4 separate regions of the Homo sapiens genome follow, and all the other regions are linked to region 1. A link is a contact called in ENCODE Hi-C or POLR2A ChIA-PET data. All regions are on one chromosome and are shown on one strand. The core of a region is the stretch at or near the end of the contact, and the rest is flanking DNA. Distances in the headings are between cores, read along the strand shown.

Region 1 (3,127 bases), core at 159-2,658:
CAGCACTTTGGGAGGCTGAGGTGGGCAGATCACCTGAGGTCAGGAAATCGAGACCAGCCTGACCAATATAGTGAAGCCCCGTCTTTACTAAAAATACAAAAATTAGCCAGGCGTGGTGGCACACGCCTGTAATCCCAGCTACTCGGAAGACTGAGACACGAGAATCACTTCAACCTGAGAGACAGGTTGCAGTGAGCCGACAACACACCATTGCACTCCAGCCTGGGTGACAAGTGCGAAACCACGTGAAAAAAGAAAGAACAACAACAACAACAAAAAACAAGGGCCAGATAGGGTGTCATGCACGGGTAGTCCCAGCTACTTGGGAGGCTGAGGTCGGAGGATCGCTTGAGCCCCAAATTCGAGAACAGCCTGGGCAAAACCCTGCCTCTTAAAAACACCCCCAAATCGTAATAACAAATATAAATCCTTGCACTCAAATGGACAGTTCATTACGTGGTACCGCGTCCTGTTGCGGATCAAGGCCACCTGAGTTGGTTAGGACAGCTAAGCGGGACGTCCAGGGCTGCTCGCCAGCGGTGGGTCTAGATATGAACTTGTGCTTGAGCAGCCCAGCGTCTTACAACTCTGCTGTGAGGACGGCTGGCTGATTATCAGGCCCAGAATCACGGGCTTAGAAACATTAACAGGAAGTACGGTACCGAAAAGTGGAAACTTTAAGGTGCTTATTATTTTCCTCCTGCCTTGTTCCTGTATGTGCCGCTTCACCGGTATCACGTCCTGGGTCTGGTGGGACCCCGGCCTGGCTGCCCTACCGGAAGCTAAGAAAACTCCTCCCCCAGGGGTGGCCGTCGGGCCTCAGCCCGGTCTACAGCGGGAGAACGTGGCCCATGCTACGGGTAACTGGTTGGGCCCCTGGTGCAGGTCTAGGGCCTGCAGCCAGGCTCGGGGCCTCCGGGGGTGCCCGCTGGCTGGGGTCTGAGGCGGCTTCTCTCGGGTACGGGAAGGCGGACTGCTGTGCAGCTGCGGGCTCGCTCGGGAAACCCAAAGTCACACGAAAGCGGCAGCACCACCGCGGCTGGGATATCGTCTCCCAACATGGGGAGACAAAATGGCCGCCACGCCCCGAGCCGAAATTACATCCGGGCTCCGCGACACGCCCGAACCACAACTCCCAGAATGCTCTGCATCGACAGCGGGAGACGAGACGCGCTCGGGCGTCGCTTTGCTGCCGCTAGGCCCTGTGCTCCTCCCCGCAGCGGAAGGCCTACGAATACGCGGTGTCTTACGTCGCTTCCTCCGTTCTTCGTTGCACTGGCCAACGGGACGCTTAGTCTTTCGGCAACGGGGTGAAACCTTCCTTGTGCCTGAAAAAACGGTACTTCGCGGTGTGGCTTCGGCGCCTGCGCAAAAGGCCGCGGGGCGCACTCCAGTTCCCGGCAGGCCCCGCGACGCGCGTTTGCGTGCTGACGCACGCAGTTAGTCGTGCTGACGTGCAGCGCGGCCCAGGCGGGGTGCGAGTGGCGCAGTTGGAGCCCGTTGCGGCCCCTGAGGAAGCGAGGAGGCGTCGGCGTCGGCTGAGGCGGGCGGACCGGCGAGGCGAGGCGGCGGCCCCAGGCCCGAGGGACTCGGGAGCTCGAGCAGCGGCGGCGGCAAGACCTCTCCCCCTCGGAGGCGGCGGGCGGAGGCGGCGGGTGAGAGGGTGAGGGAGCCAGCGAGCCGGGTGGGGGAGGGGCGGCGGCCCCGGCGCGAGGCCAAAGCGCGCGGAGAACTGCCCAGGCCGCCGAGCTCCTCCGCGCGCACGCGCGCTCGACGCCCTTCGCTGGCGCGGACGCCCTCGCCTCCCTTCCCCCTTCCCGCCGTTCCTGTCGCGCGCGGGCTTCACCCCCCCCCGCCCCTCCCCCATGACAACGGCGTTCGCAGCCGCCTGTACTCGGGTTCGCGAGCGCCCTTGGTGAGGGGGGAGGGCGCGCGCCTCGGCTTCACTCCTCCCCCCAACATGTGCCGCCGAGGTGGCCTTCCTGCAGCTGCCGTTTTCGGCCCTTAAGTGGCGGGGAAGGGGCGGCGGCGGGGGGCTTGCTCCTGGACCCTTGCCCCCGGTTCCAGATCTCCTTTCCTCGGGCTTCTCTTCGGCGTTGGGCTGCCCGTGTCGGGGGCCTCCCAGACTGCGGGACGCCGCGCAGCCCCCTCCCCCATTCCGCAAGGCCGAAAATAGGCCCCCGGCGCTGCGGGGAGGGCCTTGAACTTCGTGGGCCGGATTTAAATGGTTTAGGATTCCCGGCTATCAGCCTTTGAGTTGTTAGTGGCGGGGAGAAACCCCAAATCTTAAAAACTGTGAAGAAAGTGAACGTGTTCAGTTTACATTTGTAAGGTAGACCGTGCGTTCCCTTTTTACACTTTTTCAACGTCTCCCGAGAATTCGTGTTCAAACTAAGGAGGCTTTTGGAGACCTTCGTTGGGAAGAAAACGCCAGACTCATATATAAGTTTTCTGGTTGGTTTCAGGCGTTCTTTGGCACACAGCTCTTCTGAAGCTTGGTTTCCACTCGGCTTCAGTTAGGACGAATCTGGATCAGAATTTCAGAGTGTTGTGTTGTCTTTCATCCTAAGTGCGTGGGCTTAGGGCTCTTCTAAAGCTACTATTTTAGCTTTCTGGGTTCTTTGTGTCCACTCAGCCGCTCTGGAGCGCCCCGGTGCTGAGCTGGCTGTGCTTGCTGATGTCCATTTTTTTCGACAACCCTTGTCTCCCCTTTTTCTCCCCTTTTGGTACCGTTTTCTTTTTTGCATATTTTACTGTTGAATTCAAATATATCTTTCTACTTCATTGTTAGCTTACCACTCGGATAATTTCCCAACAGAAAAGGGTGTTTTTGTCTTCCTTTGTACTTTTTACTTTCTGCTTTTAACTTGGGTAACTTTTGCATATCCACTGTCTATGGCCCCCACTTTAAGAGTTTTGTAATATCGTTTGGTTTGGTGATTTGTGTGTGGTGTTGATCTTCCTACTTTCTGTGTCTTAACACACCCCTTAGATGCCGTGGGGTCGTCGTCTTTTTTTGTGGGGTGGACTAGGTGGCTCATTCCCTAAAAGTTCTCCGAAACATTGTGACCTAATATCCTTTGCTTAGCACCTACTGGTTTTTCTTTTTTTTTTTTTTCCGAGACGG
Region 2 (3,288 bases), core at 203-2,702, 350 kb after region 1:
AACGTCTAGGACAGAAAAAGTCTGTGATAAATGATCAGAAAAATGGTGTTGTGAGGCCGGATGCGGTGGCTCATGCTTATAATCCCAGCATTTTGGGTGGCCAAGGCAGAAGGATTGCTTGAACCTGGGGGGTCAAAGCTGCAGTGAGCCATGTTCGCGCCACTGCACACCAGCCTGGATAAAAGGCGAAGACCCTGTCTCAAAAAAAAAAAAAAAAAAAAGAAAGAAAGAAAGAAAAGAAAAGAAAAGAAAAAAAAAGAGTGGGGGAGGGGGAAGAAAATGGGATTACGTTTCACTGGTTTTTAGTAGCATGCACAAAATAACAAGAAAACTAATCACTGCTCATCCATTGCCGTGCAGGAGCAGCGGGCAGGTACTGAGTGTCTGGCGATTAAGCTCATTTCATCCCAGTCCAGCCCACGCACGAAACAATCACTTCTCCCTTTGCCAAGTGCAAAGACCAAGCTTTGCACTTGGTGACATGCTCAGGGTCACACCAGGTGGAGCCAAGGTTTGCTTTAGGCTGAGAGTGTAGGTCTAGAACACAGTGCCAAAGCTCTGAAACAGAAAAGGAACTGATCTCCATCCTGCTCTGTGCCATTTTCCTAGCCTTAGCCGAAATATCACAGCATGAAACAGAAAAAAAATGAAGATTCCAAATTTCAGCTCTCAGGGCAAGCCACACAGGGAGGCCGGAATCTCCAGGTGAGATCTCTCCAAAAGGTTTCAAAGAGGTGGAATTCGAGACAAGTTGGCTTCAGAGAATCTCTCCCTCCCCCCAGATCTCCAGGACAAAAGCTCTGTTAATATGCACCTCTGTTGGGGGTGGGCTGGGTAGGGAGGCAGGCAGAGGCTCTACAGCCACCATCCAACATTTGAGCAGCTTAATTTGGAGCCCGGGGTGGAGGTGCTGCCACGAGACCCACCCAGGTCACCTGAGAGCCCAGAGTTGGGGAAGGCGGCAAAGGTGGGGTCCTCAGCCGGGAACACTCCCTTTCTCCCTGGACACAGTTGGCAGCTGCCTGATTTGTTGTTTGTTGGAGGGGCCTCCCTCCGCGTGCTGGGCTGAGTGGACAAGGCCCATCAGTCCACCTGGGAGCACGTGAAGCCAGCCTTCTTCAATGTCACAGGAAGTTCTGCGATCTCCCTCGTCCCCAACGCCCCCATCGCGACAGGTCCACCAAGCTGGCTGGCACGAGGCTCCCCAGCAGACCCTCTACATCCTCCCAAGACTCTTCCAGCCCCCACCCCAGCACCAAGGCCTGGAGCCTCCCCTGCTCTCTCCAAGCTGCTGCGAGCTCCTAGCACCCGTCCTGGCAGCCTGCACCCCGACCTCCCTCCAACTCACCACTCGGAGTCCCCACTACACAGGCAGAGATGCTGGGGGGTTTTCTGAGGACTCCAGGGCCAAAGCCAGCCTCCGCCAGCCTGGGGAAGGGCTCTGGGAAAATGGAACAGGAAGTTCCTTGCCCCAGTCCCATCCCATCCAGGTGATGAGGGGCTTCCTAGAGTTAACCCTTAAGCTCCCAGTTTGGGAGCGGGATGGGAAGAGGGCGGGGCCAGTGACATGAAGACAAAGTGAGAAATCCAGATTTCAATCCCAGCCTGTGTGAGAGTGTAACCACCTCCCAAATCAAGACTGGCCTGGTGCCCCTTGCAGGTCTGCCCGTCTTTCCTTTGGGCTAAGAGCTGCCATTTTTAAATGCCCACAGTGTGCTGGCTTCTTTGCTAGGCTTTTCATTCACGTGACTACTCTTTGCAATGGCCTCCTGTGTGCCAGGCACTGTTACAAAGCAGGGGCTAAGGACACAGAGAGAAACTGAAGGAATGAGGCCCTGCTCTCAGGGGCTTACATTCTAGGGCAAAGGAGCAGCGACGGTGCTAGGAAAAAATGGAAGAGGAGGATGTGATGGGGCAGAGTTTGCTCCATCTACACGGTCACCTAAAGTCCTCCCAAGTCCTGCCAGGTGGCTTTTGTCCCAACTTTACCGATGACGAAGCAAGGGCTCCCCGGGAGGGAAGTGACCTAACCAACAGCGTTTGGCCCCAAACTAATTCCATCCCTGTGCTTAAGGTGCCTTCTTGGGTTGTGCCCTTGGCTGCAGCTGGTGCCTTCCTGAGCGTTCTGAGCCCCCGGGGAGCCAGGACCACCTCTCAGGTGTTGGCCGTTCCCCCGGCCTAGACCCCTCGGTCCGTTGGGGCCAGGACCCTCCTGACTGGCTCATCTGACGGGTCTTTGTTTTCCTGCACTTAACACCTGAGCTCATCCTGTTCCTACTTCAGTTGTCTAGTGCTCCCTTCGTACGACGGTCTTTCTCCTTGGTCTGCTCTGCATTCCCCGCGTCCCGCGCCTCGCTCTCCCAGTCGCGGGCTCCTCCCACTCCATAGTTTGTTCAGGGGCGGGGCCAGAAAACCCCGCCCCCAGGGAAGTGGGCCTGAAGGCCAAGGGGCGGGGCGGGGTTCTGTAGGGACGGAGGGGGCGTGTCCGGGGCGGGGCGGGGTGCTGTAGCGCCGGAGCGGGTGTGGCCTTGGCGGGACCAGGCAGCCATTACAGTCTCGGAAGCGAGAGGCGTGGGGCCTGTCTCATCATGCCCGGTTCATTTTTTTTTTTTTTTTTTTTTTTGTAGAGATGGGGTTTCATCATTTTGGCCAGGCTAGTCTTGAACTCCTGAACTCAGGTGATCCACCTGCCTTGGCCTCCCAAAGTGCTGGGATTACAGGCATGAGCCACCGCACTCAGCCTCTTTAATCACCTGAGGTCAGGAGTTCAAGACTAGCCTGGACAACATGGTGAAACCCCATCTCTACTAAAAATTTTTGTTTCTTTTAAAATTGTAATTTTCCCAATTCCACTTATTTTATTTTATTAGAGACAAGGTCTTGCCATATCTCCCAGGCTGGACTCAAACTCCTGGGTTAAAGTGATCCTCCCATCTCGGTCTACCAAGGAGCTGGGACTACAGCTGGGACTCCATGCCATCGAGCGTTCTTTCCCTCTCGTTGCTGAATGATTTTCCTCATTACATCAGTTATTCATTCTGCTATGGGTAGCCCGTGGGCAGTTTTCAGTTTGGGGCTATCTCTAGTGGTTCTCATATGTCTCTGGTGACCATATATGGGACAGCAGTCTGAAGTAGGTGAAGAGCAGAGTGAGAGGTTAGGTTTATCTTTGGGAGGTAAGGACTGCACGTGTGTACTCCGAGGTCTGAGGCCACCGAGGAAGCCTCAGGGACTGGCCTCCGTGTAGAGCTGCTCTCACTGCCCTGGGCATTGGGGACAAGGCCAGGA
Region 3 (3,562 bases), core at 206-2,705, 510 kb after region 1:
ATGGTGAAAGCCCGTCTCTACTGAAAATACAAAAATTTGCTGAGTGTGGTGGTGATGTGCGCGTAGTCCCAGCTACTCTGGAGGCTGAGGTGAATCACCTGAACCTGGGAGGCGGAGGTTGCAGTGACCTGTGATCGCACCACTGTACTCTGGCCTGGGTGAAAGAGTGAGACTGTTTCAAAAAAAGAAAGAAAAGAAAAGAGAACACTCTGGCTTCCATAAGAGACAAGAGATGAGAAAGGTGGAAACAGAGAGGAGAAAGCAATCTATTGTCACAATGCAGGAAAGCGACTGCAGGGCCCTGAACCACTGTGGAGGCAGAAGGGTCAGATTCTGGGTGATTCTGAAAGCAGGGCTGACATGATAAGGGTAGACTGGATACTGGCGGGTGTGAAGATGCATCTAAGATACCTGTTTCTGGCCAGATTTTACAAAGGGCCCTTGTTGCTACCTTAAGGAGTTAGTGTTGAATCCTGCAGCAGCTAAGAGCTTCTGCAGGATCTCCCTCTCAACTTGGACCAACCCACCTGCCGATCCCAGCCCAGATCAATGAGATCTGCTGCCCAGTCCCCTACGCAGATAACACTAATTGTAACTGATCTTTCTGAGGGCACCTCCTGAGCAGCTTGGAAACGGAGGGAGAGGAGAGGAAGCCAGCTTCCCAAAGTGGGGTGTGGCAGGTGGCCTTAACCCTGCTGAAGGGCTGCAGTCATGGGGCTCTGAATAGATCCCCACACCACTCACCAATGAGCTTCATTTGGAAGGCGGTAACGTTAAACAAGAGGGTTTGTAAAAAATAAAGGCCTACACACATAATTTTTTCTGATTATTAAATCTAGGTGGAGAGTACGTGAGTATTCATGTTACTCTCTCAACTTTCTTGTGCTTAAAAATCTTAAAATAAAAACTTTAATACGCTCTGTCCTACCAATATTTATAGGAACCTGACTAGCAGCCAGGCTTTGGACACGCAATCCCCGGCCACCAAAGGGCTGACAGGCTAGTGAAAGGGGCAGAAAAATAACAAAACTGTGTCTGGAAGGCAGCTACTCCCTTTTTTTGTTTGTTTGTTTTTTGAGACGCAGTCTCACTCTGTCGCCCATGCTGGAGTGCAGTGGCGCGATCTTAGCTCACTACATGTGCCTCCGGGGTTCAAGCGATTCTCCTGCCTCAGCCTCCTGAGTAGCTGGGACTACAGGCGCGCGCCACCACGCCCGGCTAATTTTTGTATTTTTTAGTAGAGACAGGGTTTCACCATATTGGTCAGGCTGGTCTCGAACTCCTGACCTCGCGATCCGACCGCCTCGGCCTCCCAAAGTGGTGGGATTACAGGCGTGAGCCACCGCGCCCGGCCCTTTGTTTTCTTACCAACTAAGCAGCAGCACTGACACTGTTTCCTTTGAGGTTCCGTTTGCTGAATCCTGCCCTCTAAGGTGCTCCGCCCTTCCACTCCCCGCCCCGTGCTGCTGTCATTCCCACGCCTCACCCTGTTTTGCAACTTCTTGTTTATGAGCCTGGAAGCCACGAAGTGGTGGGAAATACGAGATTCAAATATCTGGTGGCCGTGTGACGTGAGTAAATTACTCGATTTTTCTCAGTTTCCATTTCCTATCAAATGGGTTGTTCTGGGAATTCGGGGAAGTAACAGTGCCGGGAACCGCGGGAGGAACCGCCAGCTGCGTCCTCGGACGTCCCCAAAGCCCAGGGCGGCGACTGGCACGACTGTCAGGGGCGCGTCTGTTAAGAGGACAGGGGGTCCCGCCCCGGCACAGCCGTCTCCTCCAGGACCCCTCCCGCCGACGCCCCACGGACCCCACGCCCGAGCGGAGACCGGCGCGAGTCCGGGGTCTCCGGTCCGGCAGCCCCTCCCTGGCCCGGCGCCCCAAAGGGAAGCGGCCTGGGGGAGGAGACGTGTGGAAAGAGCGGCAGAAGATAAAGAGGAAGTAGCGGTAGAGAATAAAAAGGAACTGTCCGCAGTGTGCCCGGACGCGGGGAGGCGCTGGGGTCAAGCGAGACCCGACCTGCACGCAATTCCCGCCGGGGTCCCGGCCTGCCTGCGGGAGGGAAAGGACCCAGGGCGGCTTCTGCCAAAAGTGCGGCTTCTGCCGAAAGTGCGTCTTCTGCCGAGGGGCCCACATAAGGCGCGACAGACACTCCAGCCCGACCCCGACGCCCCGCCCTCACGCATGCACATGCGCGGAACACTCCCAGAAACACATCTCCCAGAGCGCCCCGGGAGCACGCGAGCCAATTGGAGGGCGGATTAGCGGGGGCCCACGTCTCCCAGAGGTCTCCGAGTCGCGGCTCTGTTGGTCTGATTGGCAGCCGCAACAGCCTATAGCTGCTTTTCGCCGGAGGGGCCACGCGCCGTTTGCCGGGACTGAGCCGCTGTTGTCGCTGGTATCCCGGGAGCAGCGCCGGCAAGTGGAGTCGTCGTATTCCGGGCGGCCCGCGGCCCACGGGGATGGGACGTCCCGGGGCTGTGCTGACCCCAAAACCCTTCCACACTTTATTAGCCTGTCGCCCTTCTTTCATGTTTACAGCAAATATTTTCCGAGTGCCTAATGTGTCCCACTTACTGTGCCACGTGCGAGGGTGCACGTGTCAGGCAAGATCGCTGTTCCAAGGAGGCTGAGAACAAGTAAATGGTAATTACCAGTTATGACCAAAGCTGTGAAAGGAACAGATACATCAGCCTAACAGCAGCACTGCCGTTTTCTCCCTTATAATCAGCAGAGGCGGGCTAGAGCAAGGATTCTCAAACTCTGCCCCCTCAGAACCCTAGAGTACGGTTGCTGAAACTTCTGTTTTTTCCTTTTGAACAAATCTAGTAACATGCTGTGAGCCAGAGAGGTAATGGTTTGGCTCAAAGAAGGCACATGCATCTGGTTTCTTTCTTCTTTTTTGAGACGGAGTCTCGCTCTGTCGTCCAGGCTGGAGTGCAGTGGCGCCATCTCCGCTCACTGCAAGCTCCGCCTCGCGAGTTCACGCCAGTCTCCTGCCTCAGCCTTCCGAGTAGCTGGGATTACAGGCGCCCGCCACCACGCCCGGCTAATTTTCACGCCCGGCTAATTTTTTGTATTTTTAGTAGAGACGGGGTTTCACCATGTTAGCCAGGATGGTCTCGCTCTCCTGACCTCGTGATCCGCCCGCTTCGGCCTCCCAAAGTGCTGGGATTACAGGCGTGAGCCACCGCGCCCGGCCCAGGTTTCTTATTTCAGGAGCTTCATAGGCATAGACCTCCCTCCTTCCCTCCTACCCCCTCCCCCCTCTCCCAACTAATGCCAGACCGGCCACTACTTTTTAACTGTTTTACATATTTAACCTTCAAGAAAGATTTCCTTTGATCCAAGTGTATTGCAGCCCACAAAAAAGCTTGGAAACCCAGCTAGATGGTCTGTTTTTCTAGTTCCTACATTGGATTTAAGTCCTACCCATCGAGACTACTGTCTTCAGGTAAGCATATCGAGGCTGTATTCACCTTCATGGTGTTCTCAGGGGCACTTTCTTACACAAATGATGGTAATCATCCTAGATCATTTCCCTGCCTGCCACACTTGCC
Region 4 (3,202 bases), core at 703-3,202, 310 kb after region 1:
ACCTTGGGTGACCAGCTGCCCAGCCTCAGTGTCCTCTGAGATGGGGATGGTGGGGGTCCCTGCCTTGGAGAAAACAAACCCCCCTCTCTACTCACCTCTCCTTTCCTCCCCAGCCCATCCTTCCCCATCCCTGATCGATGTGAGGGCAATTTTGACGCCATCGCCAACATCCGAGGGGAAACTTTCTTCTTCAAAGGTGAGTCATTTCACTTGGCCTCATATATGTTGGTTTCCTGCCCACTTCCAGTGACCCACTGGGGCTGTGGGCTTACCCTGGAAGCGGAACTTTTTTCTTCTTTGAGACAGGGTCTTGCTTTGTTGCCTGGGCCGCAGTGCAGTGGTGTGATCATGGCTCACTGCAGCCTCAAAATACTGGGCTCAAGCGATCCTCCCACCTCAGCCTCCCTGGTAGCTGGGACCACAGGCACATGCCACCACGCCTTGCTAGTAATTTATTTTATTATTTTGTAGAGATGGAGTCTCACTATATTGCCCAGGCTGGGCTCAATCTCCTGGCTCAGGTGATTCTCCGGTGTCAGCCTCCCAATGTGCTGGCATTACAGGTCTGAGCCACCAGGCAAGGCCCTGGCACTTTTAGCGCTAAAAAGGGAAAAGTCTCAGGCGGGCCAGGATGGGCTGGTCACCCTAGATCCATTGCGCCCTTGATTTCCAGATGGGACCCCTCCCCACCCAGCCACACACCCTGGGGGAGGAGACCTCCTGCTGTCTCATGCCTTCCTGCGAACCCCTTTGTCCCCTGCAGGCCCCTGGTTCTGGCGCCTCCAGCCCTCCGGACAGCTGGTGTCCCCGCGACCCGCACGGCTGCACCGCTTCTGGGAGGGGCTGCCCGCCCAGGTGAGGGTGGTGCAGGCCGCCTATGCTCGGCACCGAGACGGCCGAATCCTCCTCTTTAGCGGTGAGTGGGGCCGGCGGCGGGGCGCGCTGGGGCCGGCGCGGGGAGCCCACCCCTGACCTCCCGGCCTCCACCCTGCAGGGCCCCAGTTCTGGGTGTTCCAGGACCGGCAGCTGGAGGGCGGGGCGCGGCCGCTCACGGAGCTGGGGCTGCCCCCGGGAGAGGAGGTGGACGCCGTGTTCTCGTGGCCACAGAACGGGAAGACCTACCTGGTCCGCGGCCGGCAGTACTGGCGCTACGACGAGGCGGCGGCGCGCCCGGACCCCGGCTACCCTCGCGACCTGAGCCTCTGGGAAGGCGCGCCCCCCTCCCCTGACGATGTCACCGTCAGCAACGCAGGTGGGGAGCGCGGTGACCTGCGGGTTACTGGGCCTGGGGGTGGGGAGAGGGATGTGGGGAATGGGGACATGGAGGCCACCCTGCGGGGATGGGGGTCCTTGGGCATCAGGGAGCGGCGGGGCGGGGAGGGACCGGGACTCAAGCTCTGCTCCTCCAGGTGACACCTACTTCTTCAAGGGCGCCCACTACTGGCGCTTCCCCAAGAACAGCATCAAGACCGAGCCGGACGCCCCCCAGCCCATGGGGCCCAACTGGCTGGACTGCCCCGCCCCGAGCTCTGGTCCCCGCGCCCCCAGGCCCCCCAAAGCGACCCCCGTGTCCGAAACCTGCGATTGTCAGTGCGAGCTCAACCAGGCCGCAGGACGTTGGCCTGCTCCCATCCCGCTGCTCCTCTTGCCCCTGCTGGTGGGGGGTGTAGCCTCCCGCTGATGGGGGGAGCCATCCAGACCGAACAGCGCCCTCCACGGCCGAGTCCCCCGCCGCTGGACCTGGTCGGGGGTTGTGAGGCGCTGCGGAGGCCCCTTGTCTGTTCCCACGGACGGGGGCTCGGGCGCGGACTAAGCAGGGGGGATCTCCCGCGCAGGGGCGGCGGCGGCGGGGACCGGTCGCCTGGCGCTGGGCTCAGTCTCCTCAGGGTCTGAGACCCCGGCGCTGCCACCGGAACCCGCCTTCAGGGGCGCACGCGCGCTGGGACCATGCGTCGGTCGTCGCCCCCGTCGTTCCCTCCCGGCTGCCGCCAGGGGGCGGTCGGACCCCGCCTCCCGAGCCCGGGGAGGGGCGGGGAGGACAAGGGGCGGGCCCGCGGCCTCACCCGGAGGGACGGCAGCCCCGGTCGCGCGCTGGCCCCGCAGGACCTTCCTTTTCCAGGAAGAGCCAGCTTTTCTCGGAGCGCAGTCCTGGGACTCTCCGCAGCCCCGCCCCGCCTGGCCACTGCGTCTGGCATTCCTGGGTCGTTAGAGGACAGGCCTGACTGCGAAGCTGTGCCTTGCCCCTCTCCCACCCGCAGTTTCTCACCCCGTTCTGCTCCCACAAGGCCCCCCTACAGTCACTGCCACACTGGTGGGGACCTGGGACCCAGACCCGGAACCAGCCCAGATATCACCCCTGAGGACCCATGCGCCACGTCCTGGGTGGTGGAATCAGTGGCTGGAGGGACGACCCTTGCTCTCCAGGCTGTTAACCTTTTCCGTTGCTCCCCCGCCACCCACCTCCTCCTCCCCAGGCCACCCAACTTGGGCACCTCCCTGGGCCCAGAACTGCCTTCCATTCAATGGGGAACCCTTCTATCCCCAAGAACCCCTTCCCTGCTTGCACCCTGGAGAGAACAGCTTGACTCCCATCAACTCAACGCTGGTGGAAAGACAGGGACCGAACCCTGGCTCAGGCCTGGTCATTGCCTCCTCAGCACTCCCTCCTGGGAGGCCTTAGCTCTAGAGTGAGGGGTGGGTGGAACCTGGGGGCACCTCGTTCACCCTGTCCCCACTCCCCACAGTTTTAGGATCTAAATGATTGCCTCTGGAACTATTCTTCTAGACTATCCCACATCAGAATCACTGGGAAATTTAAGTTTGCAGATCCCACACTCACCCTGAATCCTCACTCAGGGTGGGGTCAGGAATCTGCATTTTAACTAGTCGCGGGGATTGTGGGGGGCAGTAGCTGGCTGTTTCGTGGCATTTCTGTGGCTCTGCAGTGTTCCTCCACCCCAGGACCAATATGTTCAGGCCACACCGATGGCCTGAACCCCATGGGTAGAGTCACTTAGGGGCCACTTCCTAAGTTGCTGTCCAGCCTCAGTGACCCCCTAGTGCTTCCTGGAGCTGAGGCTGTGGGCGGCTGTCCCAGCAACCATGCGAGGGGTTGCCCCAGTTGCTCATACAAACAGATCAGCATGAGGACAGAAGGCAGGAGACTTTGGTCAGTTACCTGGGAATTCTGGGCTGCCAGGAA

The links. A loop is a pair of places that touch in the nucleus more often than their neighbours do. ChIA-PET counts read pairs that join two places held with the same protein, here RNA polymerase II (POLR2A). Pooled maps may share reads with other maps.
Region 2: a loop to region 1 is called in a pooled map, with 6 times the contacts of the local background. The contact joins the promoter of ZSCAN10 here to the promoter of SRRM2-AS1 in region 1. A Hi-C loop is called at or near these places in 6 of 50 pooled maps. POLR2A ChIA-PET finds 5 or more read pairs at or near these places in 2 of 52 experiments (WTC11 and activated naive CD4-positive, alpha-beta T cell).
Region 3: a pooled map shows a loop between it and region 1 (10-fold over the local background). The contact joins the promoter of LINC00921 here to the promoter of SRRM2-AS1 in region 1. A Hi-C loop is called at or near these places in 5 of 50 pooled maps.
Region 4: a pooled map shows a loop between it and region 1 (4-fold over the local background). The contact joins the promoter of MMP25-AS1 here to the promoter of SRRM2-AS1 in region 1. A Hi-C loop is called at or near these places in 1 of 50 pooled maps. POLR2A ChIA-PET finds 5 or more read pairs at or near these places in 2 of 52 experiments (Caco-2 and activated T-cell).

The regions. Positions count from the first base shown.
Region 1 is chr16:2,751,192-2,754,318 of GRCh38, forward strand. SRRM2-AS1 (SRRM2 antisense RNA 1) reads right to left here and starts at 1,409. Exons shown (of 6, transcript NR_027275.1): 1 at 1,251-1,409. It overlaps SRRM2 (serine/arginine repetitive matrix 2), which reads left to right and starts at 1,447. Exons shown (of 15, transcript NM_016333.4): 1 at 1,447-1,655. RefSeq lists enhancers at 327-1,169, 769-938, 999-1,288, 1,170-2,012, 2,013-2,855 and silencers at 1,469-1,778, 1,799-1,858.
Region 2 is chr16:3,097,842-3,101,129 of GRCh38, forward strand. ZSCAN10 (zinc finger and SCAN domain containing 10) reads right to left here and starts at 1,453. Exons shown (of 6, transcript NM_032805.3): 1 at 1,349-1,453. RefSeq lists an enhancer at 2,206-2,255 and a silencer at 2,416-2,475.
Region 3 is chr16:3,262,313-3,265,874 of GRCh38, forward strand. LINC00921 (long intergenic non-protein coding RNA 921) reads left to right here and starts at 1,456. Exons shown (of 2, transcript NR_033904.1): 1 at 1,456-3,456. RefSeq lists enhancers at 1,517-1,676, 2,117-2,216, 2,367-2,436 and a silencer at 1,697-1,876.
Region 4 is chr16:3,057,418-3,060,619 of GRCh38, forward strand. It overlaps MMP25-AS1 (MMP25 antisense RNA 1), which reads right to left and starts at 1,953. Exons shown (of 5, transcript NR_123723.1): 1 at 1,579-1,953; 2 at 1,123-1,285. MMP25 (matrix metallopeptidase 25) reads left to right here. Exons shown (of 10, transcript NM_022468.5): 7 at 114-196; 8 at 764-916; 9 at 995-1,252; 10 at 1,410-3,202. The coding sequence ends at 1,681. LOC124900372 (sialidase-like) reads right to left here and starts at 1,953. Exons shown (of 3, transcript XM_047435000.1): 1 at 1,579-1,953. RefSeq lists silencers at 823-872, 903-1,032, 1,173-1,222, 1,683-2,152 and an enhancer at 2,191-3,096.